Linked DNA regions of Homo sapiens: region 2 is linked to region 1. A link is an interaction called in ENCODE POLR2A ChIA-PET data of the cell type or tissue named here. Cell type or tissue: OCI-LY7. All regions are shown on one strand. Each heading gives the region's core, and the rest is flanking DNA. Links, peaks and the distances in the headings are about the cores only.

Evidence for each region. Peaks named below come from ENCODE experiments on the same cell type or tissue, not always from the same donor. Only the 100,000 strongest peaks of a DNase experiment are listed, where the experiment ranks them.
Region 2: POLR2A ChIA-PET joins it to region 1 with 6 read pairs; 17 of 35 experiments call an interaction of 5 or more read pairs at or near these places.

The regions. Positions count from the first base shown.
Region 1 is chr6:2,921,958-2,937,325 of GRCh38, reverse strand. No RefSeq gene overlaps it. Among named protein-coding and RNA genes, the nearest start is that of SERPINB9, 26 kb to the right of the region's middle. RefSeq lists enhancers at 7,878-8,537, 8,538-9,196, 15,226-15,368. In OCI-LY7, for the core only: a CTCF peak has its summit at 4,963 (motif pointing right); DNase peaks (open chromatin) are centred at 4,955 and 5,245; H3K4me3 peaks cover 679 bases; H3K27ac peaks cover 1,148 bases.
Region 2 is chr6:2,877,238-2,885,846 of GRCh38, reverse strand. It overlaps SERPINB9-AS1 (SERPINB9 antisense RNA 1), which reads right to left and starts at 1,859. Exons shown (of 5, transcript NR_110841.1): 1 at 1,766-1,859; 2 at 1,007-1,136. In OCI-LY7, for the core only: no CTCF peak of the experiment used is centred there; DNase peaks (open chromatin) are centred at 4,156 and 5,506; H3K4me3 peaks cover 3,630 bases; H3K27ac peaks cover 4,077 bases.

The DNA.
Region 1 (15,368 bases), core at 2,354-7,353:
TACTGACTTCGGGAATGAAGCCACAGACCCGTGTGGTGTTACAAGTTCTTTAAAGCGGTATGTCCTCCCTTTACTTCTTTCATGGTGGGCTTAGCGATCTCATCGGCTCAAGAGTAAAGCTCTAAAACATTCAGTGAGTGTCATAAACTACATAACGCCATACGCTCCTGATAGTTGTTTAACTCTACAAATGGGTTGGTTCTATTTTCATACCTTCAAAAACAAAACCACAGAGCTTTACAAAGAATGTTACAGCTCATACAGGAAACAAAACCGAAAAACAGCACATTTACTGAAAAAAAGAGAAAAAAAAAAAAAAAAGCAAGAAGAATAACCATTTTCACTACATTGAAGCAGATCTCAGCAAACATACCACGGCTAACTCCGACAGCCTGCTTTTATTCCCTTATCTGGCCCCACCCACATCTTGCTGATTGGTCCATTTTACAGAAAGCTGACTGGTCTGTTTTACAGAGAGCTGATTGGTCCGTTTTGCCAGGGTGCTGATTGGTGCGTTTACAATCCCTGAGCTAGACACAAAAGTTTTCCAAGTACCCACTAGATTAGCTAGACACAGAGCACTGATTGGTGCATTTACAAATCTTGAGCTAGACACAGGGTACTGATCGGTGCATTTCCAAACCTTGAGCTAGATACAGAGTGCCGATTGGTGTATTCACAATCCCTTAGCTAGACATGAAGGTTCTCCAAGTCCCCACCAGATCAGCTAGACACAGAGTGCTGATTGGTGCATTTACAAACCTCGAGTTAGATTAAGAGTGCTGATTGGTGTATTCACAATCCCTTAGCTAGACATAAAGATTCTCCAAGTCCCCCCAGATTAACTAGAATACAGAGTGCCGATTGGTGTATTTACAATCCCTTAGCTAGACAGAAAGATTCTCCAAGTCTCCACCAGATCAGCTAGACACAGAGTGCTGATTGGTGCATTTACAAAACTTGAGCTAGATACAGAGTGCCGATTGGTGTATTCACAATCCCTTAGCTAGACATAAAGATTTTCCAAGTCCCTAATAGACTCAGCAGCCCAGCTGGCTTCACCTAGTGGATCTCGCACTGGGGCCGTGGGTGGAGCTACCTGCCCATCCCATGCCGTGCGCCCGCACTTCTCAGTCCTTGGGCGGTTGATGGGACCGGGTGCCCTGGAGCAGGGGGCGGTGCTCGTTGGGGAGGCTCAGGCTGCGCGGGAGCCCACGGCGGCGGCGGTAACGCGGGGGAGACTTAGGCATGGTGGGCTGCAGGTCCCAAGCCCTACCCCGCAAGAAGGTAGCTAAGGCCCGGTGAGAAATCGAGCACAGCGCCGGTGGGCCAGCAGTGCTGGGGAACCCAGCACACCCTCCGCAGCTGTTGGCCTGGGTGCTAAGCCCCTCACTACCTGGGGCAGGTAGGGCCGGCCGGCGGCTCCGAGTGCGGGCCCGCCAACCCCACGCCCACCCGGAACTCTAGCTGGCCCGCAAGCGCTGTGCGCAGCCCCGGTTCCCACCCGTGCCTCTCCCTCCACACCTCCCCGCAAGCCGAGGGAGCTGGCTCCGGCCTCAGCCAGCCCAGAGAAGGGCTCCTCAAGCGTAGCCAGAATGGGCGCCGAGGCCAAGGAGGCAGGGAGAGCAAGCGAGGGCTGCCAGCATGCTGTCACCTCTCACTGGCATCCTGATCTTCGACTTTGGGGCCTCCAGAACTGTGAGCAAATACATTTCTGTTGTTTGAGCTGCCTGGTCTATGGTATTTTGTATGGGAGCCTAAGCTCACTAAGACATTATTCTTGGTGCACATTCATACACTGTAATTCATTTCTTAACTGAATCTACCTCTTATCAAACATCACTGGTATTTTTCCTCAATAAGGTATTTTTCAATAGGATCTTATTAAGAAAATTTTTATAAATTGCACTTTATTGTCAATAAATGTAAAATTACTATCATGGTCAATTGACTCTTGTCTGTTGACCATAGGTCCTGTGTGACCTATGCAGCATGCAGGGCTCCACATTCACAGGGATACACACTTGGATGGATGTTTTACTGTCATCAGTTTGAAATTATTTGTAGTTTTCGAACAGAGGATCCTGCATTTTCATTTTGCAATGGGCCCTGCAAATTATGTAGCTGTTCCTGCTGTTAGACTAAGGAATTTTTATGGAGAAAACACTCTTCAGGAGCTGAGAGACGTGGTAAGCTCAGAGCAAATTCTAACAAATGAAGAACTGTCTCAATTCTAATTTTTCTCATATTAAAATGCACAAGTATTTCAGTCTGAATATTTCCACAGTTACAATCTTTTTGCCTGCATACAATGTGTTTCTTTTCCAAATACTTTTATCAGACAAAGCTTATCAAATGACTGACTTAAATAATCCTTTTGAAGTTTTCACCAAATTTTTGTGCAGCAAACTTTTTGGACATCCCAGTTTCACTGCATTCTAATATAGCCTGTAAATTTATCCAATTAAAAATAGGAAGTCCATCTAAAGTTTCTTCCTCCAAGTCAAGATACGCCAAAATTCAATTACAGAATTTGAGAAAGTTAAGTCCTATTCACTATTAAGCTGATGCTGTTTAATTAGTTTCTCCTTTGGTTTTGTAGAACTTTGAATATCTTCCTGTTTGCAAACTTTGTTTTCTATGATTTCAAGTAGCTAAAAGCCTCCAAAATTACATTTTTGGGTGCTTCACTCTGAATATTTTGACTATTTCTAACTGATTTTGAACAAAATGCACCTGAAATTTAGAGGACTCAGTTCAAAGAAGGTTAGTAACATTACAGAGCATTTCGGCTGATTTAAAATCGTTCTCCAAAAGAGCACACACAACTACATTTCAATTGCTCATGGGCAGCAAAGATGAAAAGCAGGCACTGCCATCAATACATCATCAATATCATATCATATTTGTATTCATCAGCAGCTTCATCACAAATATTCTGTAGGAACTATATAAAGAAAATTCATACATTTTGATAACTACAAGATGCTATTTTGAACAGAAGAATATTGCGGCTTGATTAATAAAATTCAAAATGTGTGTTCATCTTAACCAACTCCAAGGTTGTGACTCATCAAATTTGATTTGTATGAAAACCTTCCCTGATGCACATTTTAACTAATTTTTTTTTGAGATGGAGTCTCACTCTGTTGCCCAGGCTTAACTACATTTTTAACAGCATTTATTCACAACATATTATATATTTTCCCTGTGGGAAAGGGAACTTCTAAAAGCTTATTTTTAATTCTATCCATGAATTAGATGAAAACCTTACACTGCTTTTTAATTTGAAACATCTGATGAAACTTACTTGAACAAAATGAAAGTTTTTCTTCTGCTAATGCAGCCAATGCTTCCATGTATTGCTTTACTTTTTGAAAATGACAGAAATTAACTTCAAATAGCAGTCATTTGATCAAATGAACAGCCTGCTTTACAAACTAATATATAAATATATCCTCTGCAATGCACTTGATAGATTATTATCTTTGGACAGAATTTTCTTTCTTTCTTTCTTTCTTTTTTTTTTTTTTTTTTTGGAGACTGAGTCTCACTCTGTCGCCCAGGCTGGAGTTCAGTGACGTTTATCTTGGCTCACTGCAACCTCCGCCTCCCAGGTTCAGGCGATTCTCCTGCCTCAGCCTCCAGAGTAGCTGAGACTATAGGCACCTGCCACCACACCTGGCTAATTTTTGTATTTTTAGTAGAGACAGAGTTTCACCATATTGGCCACGCTGGTCTCAAACCCTGACCTTGTGATCCACCTGCCTCGGCCTCCCAAGGTGCTGGGATTACAGGGGTGAGCCACCGTGCCCGGCCAGAATTTTCTTAAAATAAGTTCTAACTTTTGAAGGAGGTGCTAGTATTTCCTTATAGATTAGCATCTTATAGTTTTTACATGGTCAGAGATAGCACTATGGTGCCACTGGTGAGTGGTAAGCAGCAACATTTTGTGCACACTAAACATTCCACCTCTTGTGATATGAAAATTCAGTACTTAATTTTTGAGCTCACTGTTTGCTAAAAGGATTTATTGCAAAATTAAAGTATAGCCAAACAGGCTGGGTGCGGTGGCTCTTGCCTGTAATTCCAGCACTTTGGGAGGCCGAGGTAGGTGGATCACCTGAGGTCAGGAGCTCGAGACCAGCCTGGCCAACATGGCGAAACTGTGTCTCTACTAAAAATACAAAAAATTAGCCAGTTACGCTGGCGGGCGCCTGTAATCCCAGTGCTCAGGAAGCTGAGGCAGGAGAATCGCTTGAACCTGAGAGGCGGAGGTTGTGGTGAGCCGAGATGGTGCGACTGCATTCCAGCCTGAGTGACACAGTGAGACTCTGTCTCAAAATAATAAAATTAAGTAAAAAAGTATAGTCAAACAATAAAATAAATGGCTGTAGATTTTCCTATATAATGAATAACAAAACCACTGTAGCAAGAGAGTTTGGGCTTATATCTATAATAATTTATAGCCTCTATTTCCTCTATTTAAATATGCCTCTATTTTTATATAGCCTCTATTTAAATATGCCTAAATTATAGTTTAAACTGTGTACCTAAACTATACTTTTCCACGTTTCCAACTGACTGCCAAATGATGGCTTCTCAAAAGCCACAGCACGAGCCACATTACAACCCAGTGGCTGTCAGGGGAAAGCAGTCCCAAATAATTATCTCCACAGTACTAGAGTCCAGAAGGACGTAGCTGTCCCTAGCTGCTTGTGAACAAGGATTAAGTTGTTTTATCAGTGAGTGAGTTCCTTATGTCCTGTCCTTGAAGGGGGAGACTTCTGGAAAGGATCAGACTCACAAGTTGCCTGTCAGATTTAACCAAGATTAAAGTGAGCATCCTGCACCTGCTGAGTCACTTAGCAATTGATTGTCTCTTGGCTCTAGAGCCTCCTCTCATGTAACCCTGGAGTTGCTGTCACTTCCCTAGATGGCACAATGCTACGCTTCGTCACTAGAGGGTGCCAGTGAGACACTGCCAGGAAAGCCCGGTAGAAAGACACCTGTCGTTCCCAGTTCTGGTTCTCCTGTAACCACTCAGTGCAGGGTCCAGCAGCCCACACAGACCATCTCTAGCCTCATTCTCATGTTTTCTCCATGCAACAGCCATTTCTGCAGTCGCAACAGCTGCAACCTCAGGCAGCTGTGTCCCTACCTGGCCTTTTGCTTCTGCGGACGGCTCTGGCCTGCCACACCCTCTGGCAATGGCAGACAGCTCCTGGTGGCCCACTCTGACCCATGCACTCTGCCAGCAGCAGCTGCATGTTTCTGTGACAGCTGCATCCTCTTCAAAAAGATCTGAGTTTCAGCCCGAAGTGTGTGTGGGGTGGGGGTGCGGTAAAGGTCTCCTAACACTTTAGTCTTTCCTCATCCATTCTCACTGGGCCTGTGGGTAACAGCTGCCCCTTTTTCACATGCTGCGTCTGTGCCCCTTTTCCTAACAATCCTTTATATTCTCCTCTGTTCACATAGCTGATGTGGCTTTGTCTCCTGAGTGGACCCTGACAGGTGTAAGTGTAGTGGGAGCTCACAGTACAAAGTAAAGACCTGCCAACCCCCCTCCTGTAGCTGTTACTAACAACACTTCATTGAAAATGAAAAGCCTGTGACAAATGCTGACCCAGGCAGGACACCAAGGCAACAGGTATAACTGGGACTGTCCCAGACAAGCCATGCTGTATGGTCATCCTGCTGACATGCCATATTCCAAGAGGAGATGAGGATTAATATTTCCTATTTAATTTTCCTGTCTGCATTGCATGCAGTCAGAGCACCCCAACAAGGAATGGATACATTTAGAAGACAAACAGGCCTCCCTAACTGCCACCCAACTCCTTGTCATTTAATACTTCCAGGTAATACCCCTGGAATTAATAGGGTTTCTCATTCGACAAGGCACTAAGGAGACGCTAATGGCAGCTTCCAGGTGGGATCATGTCCGAAACACATGTTTCTCTCACAAGCTCCTTCAAACAGAAAAATCCGACAAACTAATTAATATGACGCTTTTCGAATTGAGGTCCACCGGGTTCCACACATTCCTGGGTCAGCAAGCATTCTCCAACATTTCTCTTCAGTGGCCTGCTTTCATTTGCTAATGATCTTTGAAAAGAGGGTTGGTTAATTTGATATTTACATTTTTTTTTCTTTTGGAATAGCAAGAATTCCAAATGTAATGACCTGTTCTGTGAAAAGTGGCGATTAGTGGAATACCTAGCAAATATTTTTGAAAAACTGTAATGGATTGCCTTTGTAGGTAAAGATGCATCTTATTGAAAGAGGGTGGAATGATCATTTTAAAACATCTATTTGAAAGTTTTTCTTTCCCTTGTTAAATGATGTTATTGCTACAAAATGATGTTAAAACTCATATACTTATTTTTAACACTTGGAAATGTAATTTTATAACCTTTAAAAAACTCTTCCAAGGGCTGGGCATGGTGGCTCAGGCCTGTAATCCCAGCACTTTGGGAGTCTGAGGGGGGCAGATTGCCTGAGCTGAGGAGTTCGAGACCAGCCTGGGCAACACAGAGAAACCCCGTCTCTACTAAAATACAAAAAATTAGCCCAGCGTGGCAGCATGTGCCTGTAATCCCAGCTACTTGAGAGGCTGAGGCAGGAGAATTGCTTGAACCTGGGAGGCGGACGTTGCAGTGAGCTGAGATCGTGCCATTGCACTCCAGCCTGGGCAACAGAGCGAGACTCCATCTCAAAACAAAAACAAAAACAAACAAAAAACTCTTCCAAAAAGAAGAGGTTTGGTTGGTTTCAAATAATTAAAAATATAAATATATAAAATCTTAAATATTATAATTAGACATAGATTGACAATCAAACATCAAGGCTTAGTAAGCTTTTATCAATGTTTTTATTTTATTTAAATCAACCCATATAATCCCAGTGCTTTGGGAGGCTGAGGTGGGAGGATTGCTTGAGTCCAGGAGTTTGAGCCCGAAGCGAGCTATTGTTAGGGAAGCGGGAGCCCAGGAGAGCCAGAATAACGCCATTTTAAGTTCAGCTTCATCTTGAGACTAATGAGGCACATTCTTTTCCAGTCACCACCCATGGTCATAAGATATTTACACTTAAGGAAACAGCTTAAAGACACCTGCAGGGACACAGTCCTACAGCAACAGAAAGTCAAGATGTCCCAATGCCCATAGCAATATATGCTTTCAAGATAATTATTGTTTGAGACTCAGTCTTGCTCTGTCGCCCAGGCTGGGGTGCAAGTGGTGTGATCTCAGCTCACTACAACCTCTGCCTCCTGGGTTTCAGCGATTCTCCTGCCTCAGCCTCCCTAGTAGCTGAGACTACAGGCGCGCATCACCACGCCCGGCTAATTTTTGTATTTTTTAGTAGAGACGGGGTTTCACCATCTTGGCCAGGCTGGTTTTGAACTCCTGACCTTGTGATCTGCCTGCCTTGGTCTCCCAAAGTGCTGGGATTACAGGCATGAGCCACCATGCCTGGCTGCTTTCAAGATACTTGTATTTATGCTTTTACGTACATACACACTAAAACTAAAAACAAACAAAAAAACAAAACACAAGGATAGTTTTCTTTAAATCAACAGAATAATAAATTTTGTCATGCCTTCAGCCTACCCACACATAGATGTGGCTTAGCTTAGCTTTTACATAAACAAGACCTGCTACATAAGAAAAACTTAAAGATGAGTTCCTCCTCTTGCTTTCTGAGGACACTGTACTCTGTATCTGAGTAGCTTTCAATAAACAATGTCTTCTCACTGCACCCTGAGACTTGCCTTGAATTTCTTCCTGCATGAGATCCAAGAACCCTCTCCTGGGGTCTGGATCAGGACCTCTTTTTCTAGTAACACTATGATCGCACCACTGCAGTCCAGCCTGGGCCACACACTCTTGTGGGTTTGTGTGTAATTGTGTGTTGTGTATGTGTCCGGGAAATTGACTGTCTTTTTTTAATTAATTTATTTTTTTTTAATGGAGTCTTGCTCTGTCGCCCAGGCTGGAGTACAGTGGTGCGATCTCGGATCACTGCAACCTCCGCCTCCCAGGTTCAAGCAATTCTCCTGCCTCAGCCTCCCAAGCAGCTGGGACTACAGGTGCGCACCAGCTCTGGTGGTGTATTTTCAGTAGAGACAGGGTTTTGTCTTGTTGGCCAGGCTGGTCTTGAACTCCTGACCTCAAGTGATCCACTTGCCTCGGCCTCCCAAAGTGCTGGGATTACAGGCGTGAGCCACCGCGCCCAGCCAAGTGAATGTCTTTTGTGGGCACCAGACAGCGGGATTGGCTCCTCTCAAGTGAGAAATTCCAAAGGAATTTTTGTTTGCATATTGATCAAGCCCAACCAATGGAGACAGGAAGCACCAGCTGGTCCAGCTGCTTCAGTTTGGACACTTGGGGCTTGTTTGTTGCTGCATCAGTTGGATTGTGTTTTGGGGATTGTTTGGTGTGTGTCGATACAGTCATGGGAAACCTGAATCTGATAAACTGATATTCTTTTGTAATACTGTTTAGCCCCAATATTCTTTGGAATCTGGAATTTGCTGTTGATTGAGAAAGTGGGATGGAGGTCCCTGTATCCAGGCATTTACGTTGCTGTTCTAAGCAGGGTTAGGCCTGGTTAGCAGGTTTCAGGTGATGTTCTTCTGTGGGGCTGTTTGCCCCCACTGTTCTTTGAAGTCTGAGGAGGTTTTGGCATTTAAAAATCAAACTGCCATGAAAATTGCTTTACTCAAAATTTTGGTTCAAAGCCTTCATTGGATTACCTATCTTTCGGGGGACCTGCCCCGAAAATCACACAGGTTCTTTTCTATTTTCCTAAGCGTCGACCAGCTTGAGAAATAAAAGGACAGAGTACAAAAGAGAGAAATTTTAAAGCTGGGCGTCCGGGGGAGACATCACACGTTGGTAGGATCCGTGATGCCCCACAAGCCACAAAAACCAGCAAGTTTTTATTAGGGATTTTCAAAAGGGGAGGGAGTGTGCGAATAGGTGTGGGTGACAGACATCAAGTACTTAACACGGTAATAGAATATCACAAGGCAAGTGGAGACAGGGCGAGATCACAGGACCACAGCTCCGAGGCGAAATTAAAATTGCTAATGAAGTTTCGGGCACCATTGTCATGGGTAACATCTTATCAGGAGACAGGGTTTTGAGATCAACCGGTCTGACCAAAATTTATTAGGCGGGAATTTCCTCTTCCTAATAAGCCTGGGAACGCTATGGGAGACTGCAGTTTATTTCACCCCTGCAGTCTCAACCATAAGAGACAGGTACGCCCCGGCGGGGGGCCAGCTCAGAGACCTACCTCTAGGTGCGCATTCTCTTTCTCAGGGACGTTCCATGCTGAGAAAAAGAATTCAGTGATATTTCTCCCATTTGCTTTTGAAAGAAGAGAAATATGGCTCTGTTCTGCCCGGCTCACCAGTGGTCAGAGTTTAAGGTTATCTCTCTTATTCCCTGAACAATTGCTGTTATCCTGTTCTTTTTTCAGGATGCCCACATTTCATATTGCTCAAACACACATGCTGTACAATTTGTGTAGTTAACGCAATTATTACAGGATCCTGAGACAATATACATCCTCCTCAACTGACAGGATTAAGAGATTAAATTAAAGACAGGCATAGGAAATCACAAGGGTATTGATTGGGGAAGTGATAAGTGTCCATGAAATCTTTACAATTTATGTTTAGAGATTGCAATAAAGACAGGCATAAGAAATTATAAAAGTATTAATTTGGGGAACTAATAAATGTCCATAAAATCTTCACAATCCACATTCTTCTGTCATGGCTTCAGCTGGTCCCTCCGTTTGGGGTCCCTGACTTCCCACAACACCTATCCAGGAAAAAAAGTTTAGCCATGGAAACCAGTGAGTTTATTTTGCTATCTCATGACTAGAGTTCTGAGGTAAAAGCTATTGGATTTTTGTTTATATGTGTGTATATATATATATGTCTAGATGTGTTTATGTATGTACATTTATTATGTTATATGTTGTATCTACCAAATTGGCTTATAAATGAAAGAGCTCTCATAAGTAAATCCAAAGTATTTTTTCAAGTTGATGTGACTTAAAAAAAATCTTTACTAAACAAGCTGGCTTTAAAATGTCTTCAGAATTGTCAGCATACATTTCTGCCTGGGTTTTATGTTTGTCTCTGCTAGATGTTTTGAGGTGTAACAGTTTGATATAGAGGGTTATAAAACCATAAACCCAGCCAAAATGAAATGATCTTGGTTTGTGTGCCTTTTTTGATAAATAAGACTAATTTAATGTTGTTAGCTAAATCTTCTGAGTTATTGGCAAAAATATCCAAATATTTAACTTTAAGGTTCTTACTTGTGTGAGCACCTGATGTTCACTGGCTATTAAAACAATTATTTGCAAGGAAATTACTAACTTTAAATGATGACTAGCTGTGTCTAATATCTCAGTTTTCAGAAGTAATCTAGGTAAACTGTTTAAAATGAAATAACTGAGTACATGTATATAGGATAAATGTAAGTGATCTTTTTTTGTAATTTAAAATCCTAAAATTATTTTTGATGTTCATTGGATGTCTGGGACATTTCCAATTAAGAAGAGGTTATGATATGGGGAAACATGTTTCTAAAATTGTTGTGGGGAAAAGAAAGAGAGATCAGATTGTTACTGTGTCTATGTAGAAAAGGAAGGCATAAGAAACTCCATCTTGATCGGTACTAAGAAAAATTGTTTCTGCTTTGAGATGCTGTTAACCTGTAACTTTAGCCCCAACCCTGTGCTCACAGAAACATGTGCTATATTGAATCAAAATTTAATGGATTTAGGGTTCTGTGGGATGTGCCTTGTGAGCAATATGTTTGCAGGCAGTATGCTTGGTAAAAGTCATCGCCATTCTCCATTCTCGATTAACCGGGGACACAACGCACTGCAGAAAGCTGCAGGGACCACTGCCCAAGAAAGCCTGGCTTTCCCCCCACTGAGACAGCCTGAGATATGGCCTTGTTGGAAAGGAAAGACCTTACCATGCCCCAGGCCCACACCGGTAAAGGGTCTGTGCTGAGGAGGAGTAGTGAAAGAGGGAGGCCTCTTTGCAGTTGAGATAAGAGGAAGGCTTCTGTCTCCTGCTCCTCCCTGGGATTGGAATGTCTCAGTGTAAAGCCGACCATTCCCATTCGTTCGATTCTGAGATAGGAGAAAACCACCCTGTGGCTAGAGGCAAGATAAGCTGGCAACAATGCTGCTCTGTTACTCTTTGCTACACTGAGATGTTTATGTAAAGTGAAAGATAAATCTGGCCTACGTGCACATCCAGGCACAGTACCTTTCCTTGAACTTATTCATGATACAGATTCCTTTGCTCACATGTTTCCCTGCTGACCTTCTCCCCACGTGTTGCCCTGCTACACTCCGCTGGCTAAGATAGTAAAAATAATGATCAGTAAATACTGAGGGAACTCAGAGGCGGGTGCTGGTGGCCCCCTTCAAATTGTCAAATGGTTCTCATCTATAAAATGCTAATGTCTGATAGGCAGCTCAGGACTTCTTGCTTCCTAGGTTTTCACTAAAATTTAAGGTTACTGAGGATAGGAATTATAGTTAATATATAATTCTGTATATAAAATGTGCCAAAGAAGATGTGTTCTTGTGAGATAAAGAATAATTTTGTCAGATTTAGAACTTATCTAAAGGTTAATTCAAATTATGGACTTGAAAAGGTTATTTATGAAAAGCGTAGTAAGGAACCAGTAAGTAGGGAAGAGAGATGGGAAGAAAGTTATGTATGTGAAGATGTATTTTTGTTAAGGAAGGTTATAAAGAAAAATAATTTTGTGTGAGAAAGGATATTGTATGGTGATTTTTTTTCCTAAAGTAAAATGACTAATTATTAAAAAACAGAGAGAAAATTTAGGACAAAACAGAAAATCCAAGCATGTGATAGATGGTCTGTGTAAATCATATGTAATTTTTTCTGTTTCTCTGTGTCTGTCTTCATGCACATACCAAAAAAAAAAAATAGCAAGTTGAGAAAGTTTAGATAATAAAATATTCTTTAAAACCTGATAGAAAATTGAAGACATTTGGCTAATTGACATTGTTCATAGTTAAAGCTCTTAGTCTTGATAAAGGTAGAATAAGAAATATTATAAAGAAATACATTGCCAGTTTGGCAATTCTTTTTAAATGTAGTTAAGTATGAAGCCAGATTACCATGGAGCGAAATTTCACACACACATTTGCACTGCTTCACACTATATTTGCAATTCTGCATAGATAGTACTAGCACCAAAGTAATTACTGGTCATATACCCAAAGTGAATGTCTTAATTGCACAAAATATATCATGTTATTGATAGACTTAAATACATTGAATTGTATATCAGGAACAAAATATCTATTATGTGTTTCTTTAAGATGCTGGTTAACACTTTAGCCTCTAAGGTAAACTGAGTAGGAGAACAATTGGGGTTGGTTTCCTGTTTATTTCCTTCTGCTTCTAATTTTCATTTATTTGCTGTTTGTTCTCCTTTGGGTTTTACATATATATGCATATATAAAACCATTGATGTTTTTAAGTTTCCCGTGGAAGTCTTTTATTTTGTTCTATAAATAGTCATTTTGTTTCCTATGCATTTCCAGCAATTCATCATTTGTTTTATTTATCTAAAATTCTTAAGCCCCTTTGTCAGGCATCCAAAAATTGATAAAGGACATCAGCCATTTAAATTTTGGTTGGTTTTGCTTGATGATGGGGAGAGCTACAAGACCTTTAAGGCACCTAGGAAAAAAATAAAAGACTAATTTTTGGAAGTTCTGAGCAGAAATAGCACATTATTTATTTTGTTACTTGAAGAAGTGGGTGAGAATGAAAATGTTTAAATGGTGTTTATTTCCAAGGTAATTCAATTCAGTCAATAATTTCAGTTGGTTTCAGATCTTTCCTTTAGGTAGTGAGGAAACACGGTGATATGAGTACAACATTTTAATGTTCAGGAAAGATTGGCTGTATCCTTAATGAAATTGTATTGCTTAGGATTATTCTGAAGCTAATTTAGTTGTGTTGACCATTATTAAAATGTAGTTGTGTTGGCCATTATTTTGTTGTGTTGACATTCACTTGGATTAAGTAGTAATAAAGAATGTGAGACTTTCTAGTGATTTTTGATCTCAAGCCGTTTATCACTGATGGGCTTTCATATGTGTACATGAAAAAAATATGTACAAGTGTTGCGCTGGTTTGAAGATTTTAGTGGTGAAAGTTACTTAATTCGTTCTCAGTACTGTATCTAGGAACTAATCTTGGAAATATGGGATGATGTTCTTTAAACATAGCTGAAAAGAAATTACTGTGTGCTTGTTCTTACCTCGTCTTTGCTCTGTTGTATACTATTTAAGTGAAAGGAGCTTATTTATCCTCATTGAATTTCTAAAACCGATATTTGCATTTACCATTTTTTAATGATGGAGAGAAAAGCTAGTTGTTTTGTTTTGATATGTTTGGTACAGGCCCCATCACTTTTGGATGCTTTGGGTCACAGTTCTGTCACCAGAACGCTAGCAACTAGATACTCGCAACGAGTAACCTAAATACTTTAATACAGTGGTTTGGAGTGTGCAGGCAGCAACTACTGAATGCCAAATCACAATATTTTAACTTGTGACATGTTAGAATGATAGAACTTTCCATAGTCTAAATAATATCCCTTTAACTAATCCTCCTGCTGTTAAGTTACAGGTCTTTGACTCCTGGGTCTGAAAAAGACACCAACCCCTGCTAAATTTTGAGCACTGATACCTGTCAAAGGCTCATCTTCAGACCCTCAGATCTGGGAGAAGGTGACAATCAAAATGAACTGCTTTTGTGAGACACAGGGCCAGAAATTAAAACTATTCAACCCTCTAGGCCCAGGGACTATTGCAGAAGAGGTGGGCCTATGGGATTGTAAGGGCCAATTTTGAGGGATAACATTAGTTCTGTAAATTAAACATTAATATCAAAAGTGCACTGGTGCAAGGCTAGCGTCTAGGCCCATATGTCTGAATAACAGGGTTTCTTGAAGCATTGATCTGTTCTTTAACAGAAAATCATAAACGGTTATAAAAAGTATATGGTAATCTTACCTTATGATTAAAATTAGATTTGTTTGTAAGGTTTTATCAAAATTAGCTTTAACATTAATAATACACCATACAAAGGTAAAATTCTGATTTTCTCTTTTGAACAAAATATTTGTGTAATATTAGTAAGAGATAAAAGATTTTTGTATACCTTTTTTGTAAACTAAAGCGAAAAAATGGAGGGGGAGAGACAGATTTCGTTGGCCTCATGCTGTGTTTATTAGGTTTTATTGTTTGGGAAGCTGAATCTCCTCTCTATCAAAAGGTAAATGTTTTTGTTTTATCATTTTGGCTAAATAAATGACTATTTTATAGTGACCTGTGGTTCTATTTTGTGATAATCAAGTATCTTAACACTGATATTTGGCAAACTTTCTAAGAGCAAAATTTCAAGTTCTAAATTCAGTCTTTTTGACCTCAAACTAACTTTTTTGAATATTAAATTCTCTGAAGCCCAAGAGAGACAATTTAGGCTTATTTGTTATGTTAGAATTATTCAGAAAGCACTGTCAAATCTGAGGTGGTGTTTAGCTTCCTTTGGGTTATATTTATATAGATATGTCGTTAATATTTGTTCCAGGATTGTATAAGATTCCTCAAATTCAGATATGTCTTAGTATATATTGTCAGTAGTAATTATGATTATTATGTTAAATTGTTGTATGCCATAGATGTAACCCACTGTCATTGACAACTGTATCTTTACAGCTGTCCTAAGACTTTTGTCATTCACAATTATTGTTTTGCTTTGATCCTTCTCAAAAAGTGACTTCTAATCAGCTATAGTCCAGGGTTTTCTTCTTTGGAGAAGTTCATGAAAAGAACTCTTGAAGTCAGGTTTCTGTTAACTTTGAAGATTGTGCCATTGGATTAGAGAGGATATTTCCAGGGTACTAGTTGAAAGGCTGATGTGCATAAAGATTACTAACCCAATATGAAGTAGAGCAGGAGTTGATTGCATGGATTGAACTGACGGAGGACTGAAATAATTTTTCATGGCCTTTTTTGTTTGTTTGAAACATTGCTGATTCTTCAGAGTCTGGAGAACGTTTTTCCTTTTGAGCTATTTATAGCCTTTAACAATTGAGTAGATTATACTTTTGTAAACTGAAATTAAGGCATATTTTGTTCTCTGCCTACTTTCTCCAGAATTTGTAATTCATTTATGAATATTCTTAATTCATGGCAATGTGTTTGTTTGCATAACTTCAATAGGAATCTGTTTTCTTGTATACTGGGACACAGTGGAGGAACTGGCTGTTTTC
Region 2 (8,609 bases), core at 2,449-7,448, 52 kb after region 1:
TTTTTGGGCCAGCATCTCACTTTTAGATGTCTGATCTACATAAGTATTTGCATACATGCTTAGATATGCTAAGGTTTTCCCTGTAGTATTTTCAAAGGCATTTTTGCAGGGTAATTTAAAAAATCGTGGTAAAGAAAAACAAAATTTACCATCTTAAGCATTTCTAAGTGTACAGTTAGCATTGTTGAATAGCAAAAAAGGAAAGAAAAAGGAAGGAAGGAAAGAAGGTAGAGAGGGAGGGAGGGAAAAAACAAAGAAAATGAAGTGTAATTAATTCAATTTTAATTTTGCCTTCAATAGGAGAAGAATTTAATTTATAGTATGAACTACTATGCAGAATTTTAAAATATCACAATAGGTTCAAATGCACTTCTTGTAAAACACTATGAAAACAAATTAAGTGAAAAATGTAACTGGCAATGCAATGTGTATAATATGATCTCATTTATGTGAACGAAACCCTGTGTATGTAAATTTATGTATACAAATCTATGGGGAGAGGTTTAAAAGGTGACACTTTTCATTGCTAACAGAGGTTGTCTCTGAGATAGGTTTGGGGAAGGAGATGTGGGAAAAAACCTTCCATTTTTTGCCTTCTATATTTCTGTAATATTTAAAATTTTAACAAGGAAAATCTAATTCTGTAGCCTGCACATAATCTAAAGAAAGAAGAACTCCATTATACAACCATATATCTAATATTAAGTGACATGGTATTGAAATTGAAATAAAATCCATATAAATGGTTTTTGAAAATATCTGTTTATCCTTGGTTTTTATAAAAGTTTTTAATGAGAATGGCATTTGAACATTGACTTCCCCTTTTCATGAATAAAGTCTATTTCTGCCTTTTCTTATGTTTAAGAGCTGTTTTTATTTCCTGTTCTGTGAATTGGCTTCATATACTTCACCCATATTTTTCTTCAGGAGTGTAGGCCTAGTATGCATGGATGAGTAGAAGCATTTTTTATACTCAAGGAATTAAGCCGAGCACAGTGGCACGTACCTGTAGTCCCAGCTGCTTGGGAGGCTGGGGCGGAAGAACTGCTTGAGCCCAGGAGGCTGTAGTGTGCTATGATTGTGCTTGTTAATAGCCAATGCCCTTCAGCCTGGGCAATGCAGTGAGGCCCCCATCTCTTAAAAAAAAATGGTAAGAAAGAGATTAGCCTTTTGTCTATGAAATGAATCATAAATATATCCCTAGATTGTTATTTGTATTTTATCTTGTTTACAGTATTTTCACCATGTGAAATTAGAGTTTTTATGTAGTCAAATTTATGAATCTTTTAGCTTCCAGGTTTTGTGACTGTTTATTCCTTCCTCAGCCAACTCCAATCTGGTTTGTGCTCCACCATTACACGAAATAAATGGTCACCAACACCCTCCTTGTTCCTAAGTTCAATAGAAACCTGACTTTTTGGCAATATTCTACCCTTTTGGAGACTTCTTCCTTAAGAAACACTTTTTGCTTTGGGTCCTGATCTTCCTTCTAGCTTCCTGGCCTCTCTTGCTTAGTCTCATTGTCCTGCCCTTTCCCTGGCCCATGCTTTAAATATTGCTATCCCTTGCGGGGCTGGCCTGAGTCTTCTTTCATCCACTTTCTCCCAAATTGGTCTGGCCCTCATCAATGACCTGACTGCCAGCCCAGAGCTCAGATCTCTCTCCTGAGCTCCAGACCCAAATCTCTACTTGCTCATCCTATCCTTCCATTTGGACACACAAGTATCTCTACCTCAATGTATCCAAAGCCAAGATTATTACCCACCTTCCCAACACACCTTCTTGGATTCACCAGAGCAGGGATCAAGTTCACTTCATCAGCTCTGCATACTGGACACCTCACTCAGTGTCTTCTGCTCCTTATGAATTATCAGTTGCATTAAACTGAAAGGCAAGACAATCCGTGCTGTTACCCAAGCTGGACAATGAGACACCTTCTTCCCCCGTCACTCTGTCATGCAAATTTAAATAGCACCTTTTGATACTGCCTACAGGTTGCCTATAGCAATCACTCAGTTGATTCCAACACATGTATTCTCACTTGTCTTCCTTCCTCTTCTTGCCTCCTCCAACCCATTCTCCACATTCCTTGCAGAGAAGTCTTTCCTAAAAGTAAATCTAGGTAATCCTAGCTGCTACAACATAAACCTGCAGTCTCAATAGTGTAACACAATGGAAATCTATTTCTTGCTCACATAAAATAAAAAATAAAAAATGAGGTGTCCAGTATGCAGAGCTGATGTATATATATATATATATCTCACAGTTTCTTTACCCATTCATTGACTGATGGGCATTTGGGTTGGTTCCAGGATTTTTGCAATTGTGAATTGTGCTACTATAAACATGCATGTACAAGTATCTTTTTTGAATAATGAGTTCTTTTCCTCTGAGTAGAGGGAATCCCATTACCCAGTAGTGGGATTGCTGGATCAAATGGTAGTTCTACCTTAAGTTATTTAAGGAATCTCCACACTGTTTTCCATAGCGGATGTACTAGTTTACATTCCCATCAGCAGTGTAGAAGTGTTCGCTGATCACTGCAGTGTTCCCTGATCACCGCATCCATGCCAACATCTAATGTCTTTTTGATTTTTTGATTATGGCCATTCTTGCAGGAATAAGGTGGTATCACATTGTGGTTTTGATTTGCATTTTCCTGATCATTAGTGATCTTGAACATTTTTTCTTTCTTTTTTTTTTTTTTTTTTTTGAGATGGAGTTTTGCTCTGTCACCCAGATTGGAGTGCAGTGGCGCGATCTCCACTCATTGCAACATCCGCCTCCCAGGTTCAAGCGATTCTCCTGCCTCAGCCTCCTGAGTAGCTGGGATTACAAGCACATGCCACCACACACGGCTAATTTTTGTATTTTTAATAGAGACGGGGTTTCACCATGTTGGTCAGGCTGGTCTCGGACTCCTGACCTCATGATCTGCCTGCCTTGCCCTCCCAAAGTGCTGGGATTACAGGCATGAGCCACTGCGATTGGCCTTGAGAAATGTCTATTCATGCCAGCCCAATTTTTGATGGGACTGTTTCTTTTTTTCTTGCTAATTTGTTTGAGTTTCTTCTAGATTCTGGATATTAGTCCCTTGTCAGATGTATGGATTGTGAAGATTTTCTCCCACTCTGTGTGTTGTCTGTTTACTCTGTTGACTGTTCCTTTTGCTGTGCAAAAGCTCTTTAGTTTAATTAGGTCCCAGCTATTTATGTTTGTTTTTATTGCATTTGCTTCTGGGTTCTTGGTCATGAAATCCTTGCCTAAGCCAATGTGTTGAAGGATTTTTCCAATATCATCTTCTAGAATTTTTATAGTTTCAGGTCTTAGGTTTAAGTCCTTAATCCATCTTGAGTTGATTTTTGTATAAGGTGAGAGATGAGGATCCAATTTCATTCTCCTACATGTGGCTAGCCAATTATCCCAGCACCATTTGTTGAAAAGGGTGTCCTTTCCCCCACTTTATGTTTTTGTTTGCTTTGTCGAATATCAGTTGGCTGTAAGTATTTGAGTTTATTTCTGGGTTCTCTATTCTGTCCATTGGTCTATGTGCCTATTTTTATACCAGTACCATGCTGTTTTGTTGACTACAGCCTTATAGTATAGTTTGAAATCAGGTAATGTGATGCCTCCAGATTTGTTCTTTTTGCTTAGTCTTGCTTTGGCTATGTGGGCTCTTTTTTGGTTCCATATGAATTTTAGAATTGTTTTTTCTAACTCTGTGAAGAATGATGGTGGTATTTTGATGGGGATTGCATTGAATTTGTAGATTGCTTTTGGCAGTATGGTCATTTTCACAATATTGATTCTACCCATCTATGAGCATGGGATGTGTTTCTATTTGTTTGTGTCATCTATGATTTCTTTCAGCAGTTTTTTTTAGTTTTCCTTGTAGAGAGGTCTTTCAACTCCTTTGTTAGGTATAGTCCTAAGGTTTTTGTTTGTTTGTTTGTGTTTTTTTGCAACTATTGTAAAAGGGGTTGAATTTTTTATTTGATTCTCTGCTTGGTTGCTGTTGGTGTATAGAAGAGCTACTGACTTGTATACATTAATCACATATCCGGAAATATTGCTGAATTATTTTACCAGTTCTAGGAGCTTTCTGGAGGAGTCCTTCGGGTTTTCAAGGTAAATGATCATATTGTCAACAAACAGTGACAGTTTCACTTCCTCTTTTTGATTTGATTTGATTCTCTGCTTGGTCGCTGTTGGTGTATAGAAGAGCTACTGATTTGTGTACATTAATCTCATATCTAGAAACACTGCTAAATTATTTTATCAGTTCTAGGAGCTTTCTGGAGGAGTCCTTAGGGTTTTGAAGGTAAACAATCATTTCATCAGCAAACAGTGAGTTTAACTTCCTCTTTACCGATTTGGATGTCCTTGATTTCTTTCTTTTGTCTGATTGCTCTGGCTAGGACTGCCAGTACTATGTTGAGGAGGAGTACTAAGAGTGGGCATCCTTGTCTTGTTCCCATTCTCAGAGGGAATGCTTTCAACTTTTCCCCATTCAGTATTATGTTGGCTGTGGGTTTGTCATAGATGGCTTTTGTTACATTAAGGTATGTCCTTTGTATGCCGATTTTGCTGAGGGTTTTAATCATAAAGCGATGCTGGATTTTGTCAAATGCTTTTTCTGCATCTATTGAGATGATCATGTGAACTTTGTTTTTAGTTATGTTTATGTGATGTATCACATTTATTGACTTGTGTATGTTAAACCATCCCTGCATCCCTGATATGAAACCCACTTGATCATGGTGGATTATCTTTTTGATATGTTGTTGTATTCAGTTAGCTGGTATTTTGTTAAGGATTTTAGCTCTATGTTCATCAGGGATATCAGTCTGTAGTTTTCTTTTTTGGTTGTGTCCTTTCCTGGTTTTGCTATTAGGGTGATGTTGGCTTTGTAGAATGAATTAGGGAGGGTTCCTTCTTTCTATTTTGTGCAATAGTGTCAAAAGGATTGGTACCAATTCTTCTTTGAATGTCTGGTAGAATTCTGCTGTGAATCTCTCTGGTCCTGGACTTTATTTGTCGGTAATTTTAAAATTACCATTTCAATCTTGCTGCTTGTTATTGGTCTGTTCAGGGTATCTAATTCTTCCTGATTTAAGCTAGGACGGTTATATTTTTTCCAGGAATTTATCCATCTCTGCTAGGTTTTCTAGTTTATGTGCGTAAATGTGTTTGTAATAGCCTTGAATGATCCTTTGAATTTCAGTTGTGCCAGTTGTAATGTCTCCTGTTTCATTTCATAGTGAGGGTATTTGGATTTTCTATCTTCTTTTCTTGGTTAATCTTGCTAATGGCCTATCAATTTTATTTATCTTTCCAAAGAACCAGCTGTTTGTTTCATTTATCTTTTGTATTTTATTTTTTGTTTCAATTTCATTTAGTTCTGCTCTAATCTTGGTTATTTCCTTTCTTTTGCTGGTGTTTGGGTTTGGTTTGTTCTTGTTTCTCTAGTTCCTTGAGGTGTGACCTTAGATCATTTATTTGTGCTCTTTCAGGCTTTTTGATGTGGGCGTTTAGGGCTATGGTCTTAGCACCACCTTAGCTGTATCCTAGAGGTTTTGAAAGGTTGTGTCATTATTGTCGTTCAGTTTGAAGAATTTTTTAATTTCCATCTTGATTTTGTTTTTGACCCAATATTCATTCAGGAGCAGGTTATTTAATTTCCATGTATTTGCATGGTTTTGAAGGTTCCTTTTGGAGTCGATTTCCAGTTTTATTCCACTGTGGTGTGAGAGAGTGCTTGATATAATTTCAACTTTCTTAAATTTATTGAGGTTTATTTTATTGCCTATCATATGGTCTATCTGGGAGAAAGTTCCACGCGCTGTTGAATAGAACGTGTATTCTGCGGTTGTTGGATGAAATGTTCCATATATATCTGTTAAGTCCATTTGTTCCAAGGTATAGTTTAAATCCATTGTTTTTTTTTGTTGGTTTTCTGTCTTGATGACCTGTCTAGTGCTGTCAGTGAAGTATTGAAGCCCTCACTATTATTGTGTTGCGGTCTATCTCATTTCTTAGGTCTATTGTTTTATAAATTTTATAAAATTGTTTTATAAATTTTGGAGCTCCAGTGTTAGATGCATACATGTTTAGGATTGTGATATTTTCCTGTTAGACAGGGACTTTTACCATTATATACCATCCCTCTTTGTCTGTTTTAACCACTGTTGCTTTAAAGTTTGTTTTGTCTGATATAAGAATTGCTACCCCTGCTCACTTTTGGTGTCCATTTGCATGAAATGCCTATTTCTGCCTCCTTTAAGTGAGTCCTTACGTGTTAGGTGAGTCTCCTGAAGGCAGCAGATAGTTGGTTGGTGAGTTCTTATCTGTTCTGCAGTTCTGTATATTTTAAGTGGAGCATTTAGGCCATTTACATTCAATGATAGTACTGAAATGTGACGTACCATTGCATTCATCACGCGCTTTGTTGCCTCTGTAATTTTTTTTTTTTCATTTTGGTGTTTTTGCTTTTTAACTTGTATGTTTGTTTTATAGGTCCTCTGTGATTTATGCTTTAAAGAGGTTCTGTTCTGATGTGTTTCCAGGATTTGTTTCAAGATTTAGAGCTCCTTTTAGCAGTTCTTGTAGCGGTGGCTTGGTAATGGCAAATTCTCCCAGGATTTGTTTGTCTGAAAATGACTGTCTCTTTCCTTCATATATAATGCTTAGTTTCGATGGATTCAAAATTCTTGGCTGATCATTGTTTTGTTTGAGGAGGCTGAAGATAGGTCCCCAATCCTTTCTAGCTTGTAGGGTTTCTGCTGAGAAATCTGCGTTAATCTGATAGGTTGCCTTTATAGGTTACCTGGTGCTTCTGTCTCATAGCTCTTAAGATTCTTTCCTTCGTCTTAATTTTGCATAATCTAATGAAAATGTGCCTAGGCAATGATCTTTTTGCAGTGAATTTCCCAGGTGTTCTTTGTGCTTCTTGTATTTGCATGTCTAGGTCTCTCAAAAGGCTGGGGAAGTTTTCCTTGATTATTCCCCTGAATATGTTTTCCAAGCTTTTATAATTGTCTTTTTCCTCAGGAATACAGATTATTCTTAGGTTTGGTCATTTAACATAATCCCAGACTTCTTGGAGGCTTTGTTCATATTTTCTTATTGTTTTTTCTTTGTCTTTGTTGGATTGGGTTAACTTGAAGACCTTGTCTTTGAGCTCTGAATTTCTTTCCTCTACTTGTTCAGTTCTATTGGTGAGACTTTCCAGAGCATTTCGCATTTCTAAAAGTGTGTCCAAAGTTTCCTGAATTTTTTTATTGTTTTTTCTTTAAGCTATCTATTTCCTTCAGTATTTGGATTTCCTTGCATTGGGCTTTGCCTTTCTCTGGTCCCTCCCTGATTTAACTTAATAACTGACCTCCTCAATTCTTTTTCAGGTAAATCAGGTATTTCTTCTTGGTTTGGATGCATTGGTGGTGAACTAGTGTGATTCTGGGGGGGCACGGGGTCTTGATGAGCTTTGTTTTGTCATATTGCCAGGGTTGGTTTTCTGGTTCCTTCTCATTTGGGTAGGCTCTGTCAGAAGGAAAGTCTAGGGCTGACAGCTATTGTTTATATTTTTTTGTCCCATGGGGTGTTCCTTTGATGTAGTACTCTCCAGCTTTTCCTGTGGATGTGGCTTCTTGTGAGCTGAACTACAGTGATTGTTGTCTCTCTTCTGGGTCTAGCCACCCAGCGAGTCTAACTGGCTCCGGGCTGGTACTGGGGTTGTCTGTACAGATTCCTGTGATGTTAACCTATGGGTTAATCTATGAGTTAATCTATGGGTTAATCTATGTGATGTTAATCTATGGGTTTTTCAGCTGTGGATACCAGCACATGTTCTGGTGGAGGTGGCAGAGGGTGCAATGGACTCCATGAGGGTCCTTAACTTTGGGGTTTAATGCTCTATTTTTGTGCTGGTTGGCCTCCTACCAGGAGGTAGTGATTTCTAGAAAGCATCAGCTGTAGTAGTGTGGAAAGGGACCAGTGGTGGGCAGGGCCCTAGAACTCCCAAGATTATATGTCCTGTGTCTTCCACTAACAGGGTGGGTAGGGAAGGACCAGCAGGTGGGGGCGGGGTTAGTCGTGTCTGAGCTCAGACTCTCCTGGGGCAGGTCTTGCTGTGGCTGCTGTGGGGAATGGGGGTGAGATTCCCAGGTCACTGGAATTGCGTAAATAGTAGGATTATGGTTCCCTCTGCTGAGTCATGCAGGGGTCAGGGAAGTGCGGGAAAGCTGGCACTCACAGGCCTCACCCAGCTCCCATGCAAACTGAAGGGCTGGTCTCACTCCCACTGTGCCCTCCACAATAGCCCTGCATCTGTTTCCAGGTGAAGAGCAAGATGGTTTTGAAAACTTGTCGCAGGCTTTCCACCTCCTAGCTGAGAAAGAAAAGAGCTTTAGTTCTTCCCACGCCTGTGGAGTCTGCACGCTGGATTCGAGCCCCCTCCTGAGTTCTGGCCAGGAGGCTTCTCGCGGGGTTCAAATTGTTACAAAGTTCAGCTACAGAATTCCTTCTCCCTGTGGAGTTTTACCCCCTGCTCCTCAGGCCACCCTCCCAAAGGATCCCTGTGGTGCCAGACAGGAATGGGCTGCTAGGGGACC